2 separate regions of the Homo sapiens genome follow, and region 2 is linked to region 1. A link is a contact called in ENCODE Hi-C or POLR2A ChIA-PET data. All regions are on one chromosome and are shown on one strand. The core of a region is the stretch at or near the end of the contact, and the rest is flanking DNA. Distances in the headings are between cores, read along the strand shown. Region 1 overlaps LINC01091 (long intergenic non-protein coding RNA 1091). Region 2 overlaps LOC105377407 (a long non-coding RNA gene).

Region 1 (5,596 bases), core at 2,240-4,739:
GAAGTCTAGATTACACCAAGTACACGCTTCAAAAAGTTCTCTCCCAGGAGAATCTCACAGGATAAGCTTAATTCCCCCAGCAATAAATTGTGAGGTACAGAATGTTGTCTACCAGGAAAACTCACTGGAGATTCTGTGCCCAACATACCAAAATTCCAGACTCCCAGAGGGAAACAGATGTTCAAAATATACCACATTGTTTGCACACAGTATAGATACAGTGAAAAACTCTTATCAGCTGGGGTCATGAGAACCCTGTAGAAATCCAAGTTCCCATATGCCAGCTAAGGGCCAACCTTGCAAGTAGGCCATTTTGGAGATAAGCATTCACAGGTGCTCTAAATTAACTATATTCTGAACAGTATATTTTACAATTTTTATTAACTATTCATTTTTTACTGGCATATATTAATACAATGGACTTTTATACATTGATACTATATCCAGTGAACTTGTTAAATTCACTTATAATAGTGTACATGCAGATTCTTTTAGATTTTCTAAGTATACATCATGTAGCCATTGACTTTCTTTCAATATAAATTTGTGAACTCTTTCCCCATATTGAAACAGAAGAATGTAATGATTTCATTAAGCTACAATTTTCTATCCATTATCATGTAAACATGGTGTGAAATATAGTTTAAAAAAAAAGAGTTGAATATTTCCTTCCTCTTCCAAACTTACAAAACCAAAAAGATAGAGAGCTTCAGACATTCACAAATTTTAAAAAAGCAAAAAGGTCTACTTATAGTCTTTGGAATACACACCATTTAGCTTTATGAATCAGAGACATTATGGAGAACAATTCTTTAGGTATCAATATATGATATTTTTAATTTGGTTTGCAATTGGAGATAAAGTTATCTTCTCCTAACACAGGTTATGGAGCTCTGCTCTAGGCAAGTATGGAATGGTAAGCCATTATTTTCCTATATCCTTTTATTAACCTTTACAATCATTTTATTCTTTCTTTGTAACTTTTTCTTTACAAGAAGGGTAGGCTTTATTAACATTTACTAATTCAGACTATCTTATGCAAGTGACATAAACCTCCATAGTTTCAGCAAAAAGAAAATTTTATCATAAAAAAAATGTTTTGTAGAACCTATGAATAAAATGGAGTCTGTGGCTTAAGAACAACCAAAACCCTCGTAACTCTCTAGCCAACCCCATTGCCTATGTATATAATTTTGCTTTCTTCTCTCTCACACTGCAAAGTGCTTTCTCTAGCTCTCTGGTCATATCACTAAAAATCTGACCTCAAAAAACTGTTGAGCTCTAGTATTTTAGAGCATCAGACATTATAAGGATACTCATTTCCTTGGTCTCCCAAATCAGAAAAGATTACAAACAGTATATACCATGTCTAACGGAGTTTATCCTTTGATAGGTAGCTATAATGATGATGATGATGGTGATGACGATGATGATGACAGTGGTTAGATTGGAAACTTGCAGCTTTATGTAATAATTTACAAATCCCAAGGGCCAAATTTAATTGCCGGCACTCTGATCACAAGTACCAGAACCAGGTCCCATCTCCTCACTACTCTAAGCACTGATGGGAGAAGACGGTCCTTTACATGATCAGACTGGACCCCACTGGTTTAAGAACCAAGCATGGCCAATCCTAGATGTGATAGACATCAGGATCCACACCTTGCTGGGCATGGACAAAGACCAAAAAACTTCCTTGCAGTTCTGTCTCAGCAGAACCTTCACTGTCTAACCTTTTTCTGACGTCTAGTCATTGCCATTTCCTAGCCTACATCTGTTGATTTCGTTAGTGATGCTATAAGAGGACCTTTCTATGATTTTTCCTACTTCAGCTAAGCCCACTTCAGGAGCCCACAGACATAGGAGCCACACTGAGAAACCTATTCTCTTTTTACATACTTTGTGGTAGTCATCAGCAGATTACTTTTTCTCCCAAGTCCTCCCATTTCTGATATTAAATTTCTGAGGCCTGTACCCTTTCTCCAGTTACTTTTTTTTTTTTTTTTTTTTTTTTTTTGAGGCAGAGTCTCACTCTGTCGCCAGGCTGGAGTCTAGTGGCAGAATCTCAGCTCACTGCAACCTCCACCTCTCAGGTTGAAGCGATTCTCCTGCCTCAGCTTCCCAAATACTTGGGACTACAGGCATGCACCACCACACCCAGCTAATTTTTGTATTTTTAGTAGAGACGGGGTTTCACCATGTTGGCCAGCATGGTCTCGATCTCTTGACCTCGTGATCCGCCCACCTCAGCCTCCCAAAGTGCTGGGATTACTGGTGTGAGCCATCATGCCCGGCCTCAAATTACCTAAGTCTCAAGCCTGCAGCCATCTATCCACGTCTGCTGGACTACAGGCTGCTGCCTACATAAGGCCAACCCAGTCTCTACAGTGCTTTTTACAATAACCCACCATGAATTGCAGATGGAGCCCCAGCTCCTTCCATTGAGAGCAATGAGATGAGGAGAGGAAGAGGGCAATCTCTCAACAAGTCAAACATTACAGAGCTTTGAGAACGTTAAGAAGTCCAGCCTGCACTAGCACATTGTAATTTATTTTTTGCCTCATTCTGCCTACCTCAGACCTTCAACTCCTCACTTTTCACATATCTGGAGGCTAATCCCATGTGAGAAACACTTAGGAAAACAAGTGTGACAACTCTGCCTGAGTCCCAGAAAGAAAGCTCTCTCTGAAGGGGCCCTTCGGTTGTTTTCCCAGGTGACATGTTTAAGACTTGATCCCTGTTGTCTGAATTCCTTTCTCACCACACCCAAGGTCATTTTAATGAAAATTCCAAAGTCCAAGCCAAGAGGATAGAGTTGCTCTTAATCCTTCAGCAGTGCCGTCATTTGATCCCTAGACCCGCTGGGGTGATTATTGTGTGTCTGCAGAGCAGGGCTAAGCAGGCAGGAGGAGGAAGTGGCTGCCCCTGCAGGAGGCCTGTTTCTGGCCCTTGTTTCTGTGCTGGTGCTGCTGCTACCTCCCAATCCCTCCCACCACCCTTTCTCCCTAACATCTCAAGATAATGCTGATGCTCATGGCTGTTCTTCACCTTTTGCGGAAGTTCACTAATTCATTAACATTTTGTTAATATGATTCATTGTATTGACAAAGTTGAATCAGCAAGTTATTTAATTCCTGGTTTTTTTGCATGCTCAGAGGAGCTAAGGTTGTGTGTGGAACGTGCAATTATAATTCTTGACACCTTTACATCTGTGACTTAGCATTTCATCACAAGGTTTAAAACTTGTGTTGTAAAAGGAAATGGAAAATGTTAAGAAAAACTTGAGTGCTTTAAAAAAAATTCTTTAATTTGTTTTTATCTTCTCTCTAACTTCCTGAGTGATGAGAGAATGAAAGCGCTGACGACCAAATGTCTGGGATGTTTTGGGACCTCTCTGTCCCCTGGGCCAGATATGGGAACATTCTCCAGTGCTGCAAGGACTAATCATCAGGCTCTCTTGCTCCTCACTAATGACCAGGCAGAGCAGCAGCCCCTGCTTCCTGTCACGCTGAACTCTGGAGGCCACTGATTGCGGCCCGGCCAACCTGCCGCCAGCCTTCAGCAAACCTGCCAAAGTCATCTGTTTCGATATTTTCTTGCCTCTTGAGATTAAAGGGGTACATCCTTCCCCACACTGTCTGAAGAGAACAGAGGGGTACACTCTGCTTCAGGGTGTAAAATGGACTCCTTTCTTTTCAGACCCTGGAGGCAAACATGTCTAGGGAATAGCACTCTGACAGGAGAGACTTTACTTCTATTAAAATACTCAGGCTTAAAAAGACTAGAAGCTTTAAGAGAGTTTTGGAAATGGAAACTGTAAGTAAAGACAAGATTTGAGGCATGACCATCATAAATAATGTCTCTAACATGCTCTTTTTTTTTCACCAAATATAAGCGTGCTTAGGAAATATAAAAATGAATCTGATTATTTTTTTCATAGGAATGATACCACATCAACTTTTAGTCCCTACACCTATACCTCTTTCTCCTTCCCTTAACATCCGGAATTTTCTCTCACAGGCTCTGTTCAGCTCTACCGGGGAGACAGGAAGAGATTAGGTAATGATCTGCTGCTGAAACAGCTCCCATAGCCTGGTGGCATGTAGTTCCCCTTCTGTTCTTCAAGACTGGCTGTAGGGAGCATCCCTGGATTTTGACTCTCAAAAGGCATGGTTAAACAGAATAGGAGTCTACTTCAAGTTGCTATGGATGATGTGTTTGAACTTCTTGATTTATTAAGATGTATTCCTAACTTCCTTAAGAAACAAGTGAGAAATTTTAGCTATTATTCTAATTCCTGTGAAAAGAAAAGAAAGAAGAAAAACAATGTATTATTTAGAAGGCCTACCAAGAGCCCAAAAGCTCGTTATCCCAAAAGACAATCTATAAACTTCACTGCCTAGCCCTGGCCTGGATCTGCACATGTGCACACACAGACATGCAGAACAGTGAAGTCACTTCAACTATAGCACTGCTGCTATTTCAGGAAAGCCAAAATAATCCTCTTCGTATAATTGTTGGCACCCAAATAACCTCATAAATAATAACAATAAAATGTTTTAACATTCCTACAGTTTTCAAATCCCACATTAACTCATAGGGTCCTCCAAAAACCCTGTGAGATGTGATTTTACTTACCTCTTTTTACAGAGAGGGACCTGAGGTTCAAGAAGGTACAGAAAATAAGAAAATGCAGCAGGGAGCAGAACCCAGGGCTTCTGACTCTGAATCCACAGTCAGATTCTAGTCTTGCATCTGTGATTACTCAACGGCCTGGTATACATTGGATATTGAATCTAAGTCTTTGATTCCTTTATTGCAAAAAGGATGAGAAGGAGAAGGAAGTAGACAAAGGTTGGACCAGTTGATATTTAAAGACTGTTAGTTTCCACAGTTCCATAAATCCAAAAGCCTTTTTAGGATATTTGAGTGGCCATGGCCTCTTCTCTGATTTCTTGAGAGCAATCAATAACGGCTTTTAGCCTCTTCTTTGTGTAAGGGAGAAGTCAACTGAAGTTACAGTGACCTTGAGATTTCCATCAAATCAGCAAATGCACATCTAATAAGAAGGCTGTTGCTCTTCTGAAAATCTCTGCAAATCTGTGTGGTATATGCCCTACAGTCTACATCAAGTTTTCTGTACCCACTGAAATCTAGACTTTAGCCTCAAGCAGCTGCTATTTTCACTCTTCCAATGAGGACTCTGATGTACCTGTGTCCCCTCTTTCCTCTACCCTACAAAGAACACTCAAGGAAGGCATTGGAGTATCTATTTAGCAGATTATACTGAAGTTTTTTCAGCAAGGGAGGTGGCATCAGAGCCCTTTACATTAATATTCATTTTGACACTTCTTAAAAGTACTCTACCACCCCAGCCCACATGGCTTTCTCATTGGCTGGCACGTCTCTAGAAACCCTTTGCCTGCTGTCCTGCTGCTCAGACCTTCCAGCACCACCATATGCAGGGGAGGAGGGAATGGAAGCCTAACCTTTTTTATTTAAAGGCAATAACAAGGAAACTTTCTAAATAAAAAGCCATCATCTCCAGCCATAGGAGCTTTCCTCCTCTAGGGGCAGAAATAGCTGTAATCAGTTG
Region 2 (5,529 bases), core at 2,163-4,662, 310 kb before region 1:
CAGTTCTGGCAAAAATTGAAGGAGATATCCAGATCCTACTTACTCATCAACAGAGAACACCCCTCTCCCTATGGAAATCCATCATACAATTCTGTAAACATATAAGATTCTGTAGAAAACTTTGCAAACTACTGGTTAGGTGAGAACCACTAAGTTTCACTGTGTGTAAAGGCACACGGGGCTGATACCCAGCAAGGGCAGAGACCTTCAAGCCTGGTATCCTTCCAAGGCTATGTTTTCCCAGAGAAATGCCTCCCAGGCTGCAGACCCAACATCTTTGAGGCTCTATGCCCTGAAAAGGAGCCCTGAAGTCATCTAAGGTTTCCCAGCTCTAAAAGTTTTCCTCTTTGGATTAGGCCCTTCACCTAAATTTAGTGCTGGACCATTCATAAACTTTCTCTCTATTATATTCTCTACTTGTAAATTCCTCAGTATGCAGTCATTTGTTGATTAAATAAATGTTTAAATAATGTTATAACACTGTGATAGACTCTGAATGTTTACCTTTCATATGAACATTGGAGCCTCATTTAAATATACCTGATGGCTATAATTTAATGTATTTCATACTTCAGGAACTTGGTGAACAGACTGTTCAATAGATCTTCTTTTTTGTTATTTAGTTTTTGTTTCAGAATTATAAACTTAATTCTGCAATCCAGCTAAGCATGGAAGGGAATAAGGAAAATATGGAAGCCAAAGGGACTGCAGTGAGAGCACAAAGATTCTAGGACCCTGCGAGCAAATGAGGTGGAGGGGCGCTCTCCTGAGTTGTAGAAATAATGATTTGGTGGTTAAGATAAAACACAAGTCAAATTTATTAGAGTTGTCCACAGTCAGCAATGGCGATCTTCTTGCTGGTCTTGCCATTCCTAGACTCAGAGCGCTCCATGGCCTCCACAATATTCATGCAATCTTTCACCTTGCTAACGACCACATGCTTGCCATCCAACCACTCTGTCTTGGCAGTGCAGATGAAGAACTGGGAATCATTTGTGTTGGGTACAGAATTTGCTGTGGACAAGATGCTAGACCTGTATGCGTCAAGTTGAAGTCCTCATCAAATATCTCCCCATAGATGGACCTGCCACCAGTGCTATTATGGCATGTGAACTCACTACCCTGACACATAAACCCTGGAATAATTCTTCAAAAGCAGGAACCCTTATAACAAATCCTTTCTCTCCAGTGCTCAGAGCACTACATATTTCTGCTGTCTTTGGAATTATTTCTGCAAACAGCCCGAAGGAGTTGGGGCCCAAGGGCTCACCAGGGATGGCAATGTAGAAGAATACGGTGGGGTTGACCATGGCTGGTAACAGGGGACTCTGGTTGGCCAGTGGCATCGGTAAAGCCTAGATTCTTCAATAAATCTTACATTTTAAACACAATACTACTATTTTAGAAGTACAGATGGTCACTGACTTACAATAGTTACTATTTTTCAACTTTATAATGGTGAAAAAGCAAAATGCTTTCAGCAGAAACTGTATGTTGAGTACTTATACAACCATTCTGTTTTTCACTTTCAGTATAGCATTCAATAAATTACATGAGATATCCAACAGTTTATTATAAAATAGGCTTTGTGTTAGATAATTTTGTCTAACTACAGGTTAATGTAAGTTTTCTGAGCTCATTTAAGCTAGGCTAGGCTAAGTTATGATGCTCAGTAGGTTTGGTGTATTAAGTGCATTTTTGGCTTAAAGATAGAGACTTAACCCCATCAAGTAAAGGGGCATCTGTATACAAAATCAATTTTATAAAAAGTATCATGAAAGAGTAATATAGCAAAGACATAGCTTATTTTTTTTTTCAGAAAATGAAGAGATTCTATTTTAACAGTCCTGAAGATCTAATTGTTAAAGTATTCTTCATAGCTTCCCCTTACTGAATCAGAACACCAATATTCATCGCTGTTTAAAAGAGTCAAATCTGTTTTAAACAAGTTAACAAGTATTAAAGGAAACATGCATATTATTTTATATTATTTTATACAATTTGCAAGTATACAGATATTCTTATGTGGGAAATACAGCTACCACATGCCCTGCTTGTATATCAGATAGAGCTCAGAATAGTTAAAAATTCTGGTAAGTTCACTACAGTTCAAATGAAAAGGTCTAAGAGTCTTATCCAAGCAGCTGTGGTTCCTATTTGAATTTTAGCCTAGATTATTAAAACCTCAAACCACAAAATCCCCCTAGGAAATCTTGCATAAGCATTGTTCTTATTGAAAAAGCCTGGGATCAGAAAGGAAACAAGAGGTTTATGCTTTAGTTGGCTTTAAAACATCAAAAAACAAGTGGTCAATTCTCCTTCAGATGTGTGTTCATAACCCCTTTTAGAGGCAATGAAAATTATATGTGTGGATTTGGGGAGAATACCCCCAAGTAAGCAAATTAAGAAATGCCAAGAACAACCAAAGATTTTGCTTCAAAAAAATTGGCTTAAACCACAGTTATTTAAAAAAATAATTTTATGCAATATGTCAAGTAAATATATTCATCTGTGATAGAATTTCTGTGACCAATTTGCAGGAAATATTTTTAAAATACCTTAACCATATTTCTTTTCTGATTTTGACTAGAAAAAATACAGTTGCTAACCTATTTTTTCAAAAGCCATTGTTTATGTTTCTCTGAATGAAGCAAATATCTCATAATTCAAAAACTGGTTATTTTTCTACCAGGGCCTGATGGGTACATTTTCAATTTGCTGCTAATGACAGAGCATGTAAAATAGCCTTTTTGTGGAAAGAGCTTCTGAAACGGTAATGTTTTAGATATAGATTTTTATCACCATGAGAGGAGGTAATATTCTTGAATATCACTAAGAATGCATCTGATAGACAGTATTAATTTAGCAGAGGACGTAAGGAAGGGAGGAATGGACAGGGGAGTCATTATTTTTGAGGAAGTGGGTAGGGAGTTCTGCCGAAAATACTCCTCACTGTATCCAAACCACAAAGGTTTACTAAACAGAAATTTAAATCAAAAGGCAAACAGGATGTTCATCTGGGACACATATTTGGACACATACTTTTAATACCACATAAAAGCTGCACCAGCCAGATGTGAAAGCAATGAAATTTAAACAAAAAAGCAAACAATAAAGTAAGAAGTGAAATTGGATGATAGCCCTCAACATAGAGCACTTCCTCAGTGAAGTGACTGGATCACAGACGGTGCAATTGACTCTGAGGAAGAGGTGGGGCAGGTTCTGCAGGCCTGTGTTTTCTCACAATGGAAGAAGTAAAATAGCAATCTGGTTTCAGGAAACAGTGAGCTTTGGCAGCCTCTGCTTTCTGGTTTCTTACATTATCTATTTTAGACTGAAGTGGAAACTTATTAAAGCCAGCACTTTAATATCAGATCAGCTGCAGGAAGGAAAACAGAGAAAAAAGTGTTGGTACATATTGTACCCTGAACATCATGAAGCAAGAAATGAATAACAATTTCTATGAGCTATCTAAGGCTAGTCATTCTATCACAAATACAGAATGATAATGTCATGACTACTCAGAACACTTAAGAATTTGGAACTAGCAAAGTCTTGTTAAGACAAGAAAAATAGGAGAGGTGATAGTAACATGAAACTGTTGTATTTTTCACACAGTTGGAAGAGAAATTTTTAGGGTATCATTTATTTATTTCCAATATTCTTAATTTTAATATTTTAAAACTACAAATGAGAGGTAGTTAGGCAGCTATAAAAGTCATTACTTCAGTTTCATGTGTCCTAAAATAGCAAATTTTGAGCATTTAAATTCTCCATACTTTTTTTAAGTAAATAAAATTCTCATAGTCCCAAGCCCAATGTAACAGTCTCTGGGTCTCTTCTCCAAGTTGTGATCAACCCTGACAGATTCTATCTACCAAATTTCCAAATAAGGTGTCTGTTACATCTGAATTTTTATATTGAACATAACAGTCTAAAATATGTATAGGCCATTTTTAATTTTTCCCTCTGATAAGTTTTGGAAATCAGGAATTAAAACTACTAAGTGTTTGATTGCTTCAACATTTCTTTTCTTTAAGCTTTATTCTGCTATATTCTTAAACTTAAGTTGAAAAATTCTTAAAGTAAATGTTAGAAGTTATTTTTTTATATTGACCCAATCAGATGTTTAATATCCTGTGAAAGGAAGAAATATGTTTGGGAAAGGATCAATATAAGACATAATTATTTTAGAGAAGCTGATTATTGATATTCAGTGTTAAATAATATTAGAAGTAATTGAAGTTTGCATTATTTCTCTAAAAATTATTGCTTGTTTTGTATAACTTTTATTTATTTTTGACATATTTTTGCTTTTCTAAATAAAATAGAGATTGAGCTGCCATGGTTTGTAAAACAACCATAACCATAAAGTACTTTAAAACAGAGCAGTGAATGAATACTGATTTAAACCCAAGATAAACATGGTTGCATTTTCCTTTATTTTCCATTTCATTAAAATGAATATATAACATTGCTATTCATTTTCATTCATTCAGTTGATTTATCATGTATTTTTCTCATAACAATTTGTTGGTCATTTTTTGGAACCCAAATTATTTAAGATATCATAGGTTTTATTTTCCTTTAATGCTTTTAAGCTTTGCCTTTCAAAAGTTAATGTATTTATTTGTTCTCAAAATTCAGAAGTTTATAGCAAGTCTTGTCATATTAAACAGGTTGAAGAGGCACCTGCAGTCATTTTATACTGATGCATAACATATTGCCACAAACTTAGCAAGTTTTAAAACATCACGTATTATCTTAAAGTCACTGTGGATCATTAAGTACAGGCTCACTTTTACTGTATCATTGGCTCAAACTCACAAGGATGAGAAAATTAAGGTGAGTGCCAGGCTACATTCCTTTCTGAAGCTAAGGGTCTATTCCAAGCTCACATGAGTACTGGAAGAAATCAACTCCTTGTGGTTGTACGACTGACTTCACCATTTTCTTGCTGGCTAGAAACTGGGGCTACTCTCAGCTTCCAGACCACCAAGGTTCCCTGTCAGGTGATGCTCTCACAGGCCCTCTCATAACATGGCATATTAGTTTTTCAAAGCCAGCAAGGGAGACACTCTGGCTCTAGTCTGCTAAAAGAAGTCTTATAAAGCATAGTACAAACATGGGAGTGATATCCTATCACCTTTGCCATATTCTTTTGACAAAAAAACAAATCATAGGCCCTTCCCTCACTCAAAGGGAAGAAATTACATGAGGCATAACACCAGGATGGAGATCATCAGGGCATGTTTTCAAATCCTGTCTATGTCATATAGTAATCTCCATAGGTTTACTAATTTTAAAAGACATGCTTATGAGAAAATATTTTAGACATTCAAAATATTACTATAAATCTGGGAGATGTTTACTTTCCTTTACACATGGAAGTTATTTGTATCTTAATTTTAATTTGATATTATTCAATATAATTAACTACATGGCACATTTAAAGAATGAAAAACACAGATACAATTTGGCTCCCTATAAAATCAAAATGCCACACTCAAAAATTTGCTTCAAATCATT

The links. A loop is a pair of places that touch in the nucleus more often than their neighbours do. ChIA-PET counts read pairs that join two places held with the same protein, here RNA polymerase II (POLR2A). Pooled maps may share reads with other maps.
Region 2: a loop to region 1 is called in a map of heart left ventricle, with 2.7 times the contacts of the local background. The contact joins two enhancer-like sites. A Hi-C loop is called at or near these places in 2 of 168 maps with a recorded cell type or tissue (both heart left ventricle) and 6 of 50 pooled maps. POLR2A ChIA-PET finds 5 or more read pairs at or near these places in 2 of 52 experiments (Caco-2 and activated CD4-positive, alpha-beta T cell).

Annotation. Positions count from the first base shown.
Region 1 is chr4:123,747,469-123,753,064 of GRCh38, reverse strand. All of the region lies in intron 3 of LINC01091 (long intergenic non-protein coding RNA 1091), which reads right to left. Among named protein-coding and RNA genes, the nearest start is that of LINC01091, 100 kb to the right of the region's middle. RefSeq lists enhancers at 2,282-2,865, 2,866-3,449, 3,450-4,035. Within about 2 kb of position 3,489, at least 6 of the 41 ENCODE cell types and tissues checked have a DNase peak (open chromatin) inside an H3K27ac peak, as active enhancers do.
Region 2 is chr4:124,058,279-124,063,807 of GRCh38, reverse strand. The region is part of intron 2 of LOC105377407 (a long non-coding RNA gene); the gene reads left to right. It also overlaps the pseudogene PPIAP76. Among named protein-coding and RNA genes, the nearest start is that of LINC01091, 410 kb to the right of the region's middle. Within about 2 kb of position 3,412, at least 16 of the 41 ENCODE cell types and tissues checked have a DNase peak (open chromatin) inside an H3K27ac peak, as active enhancers do.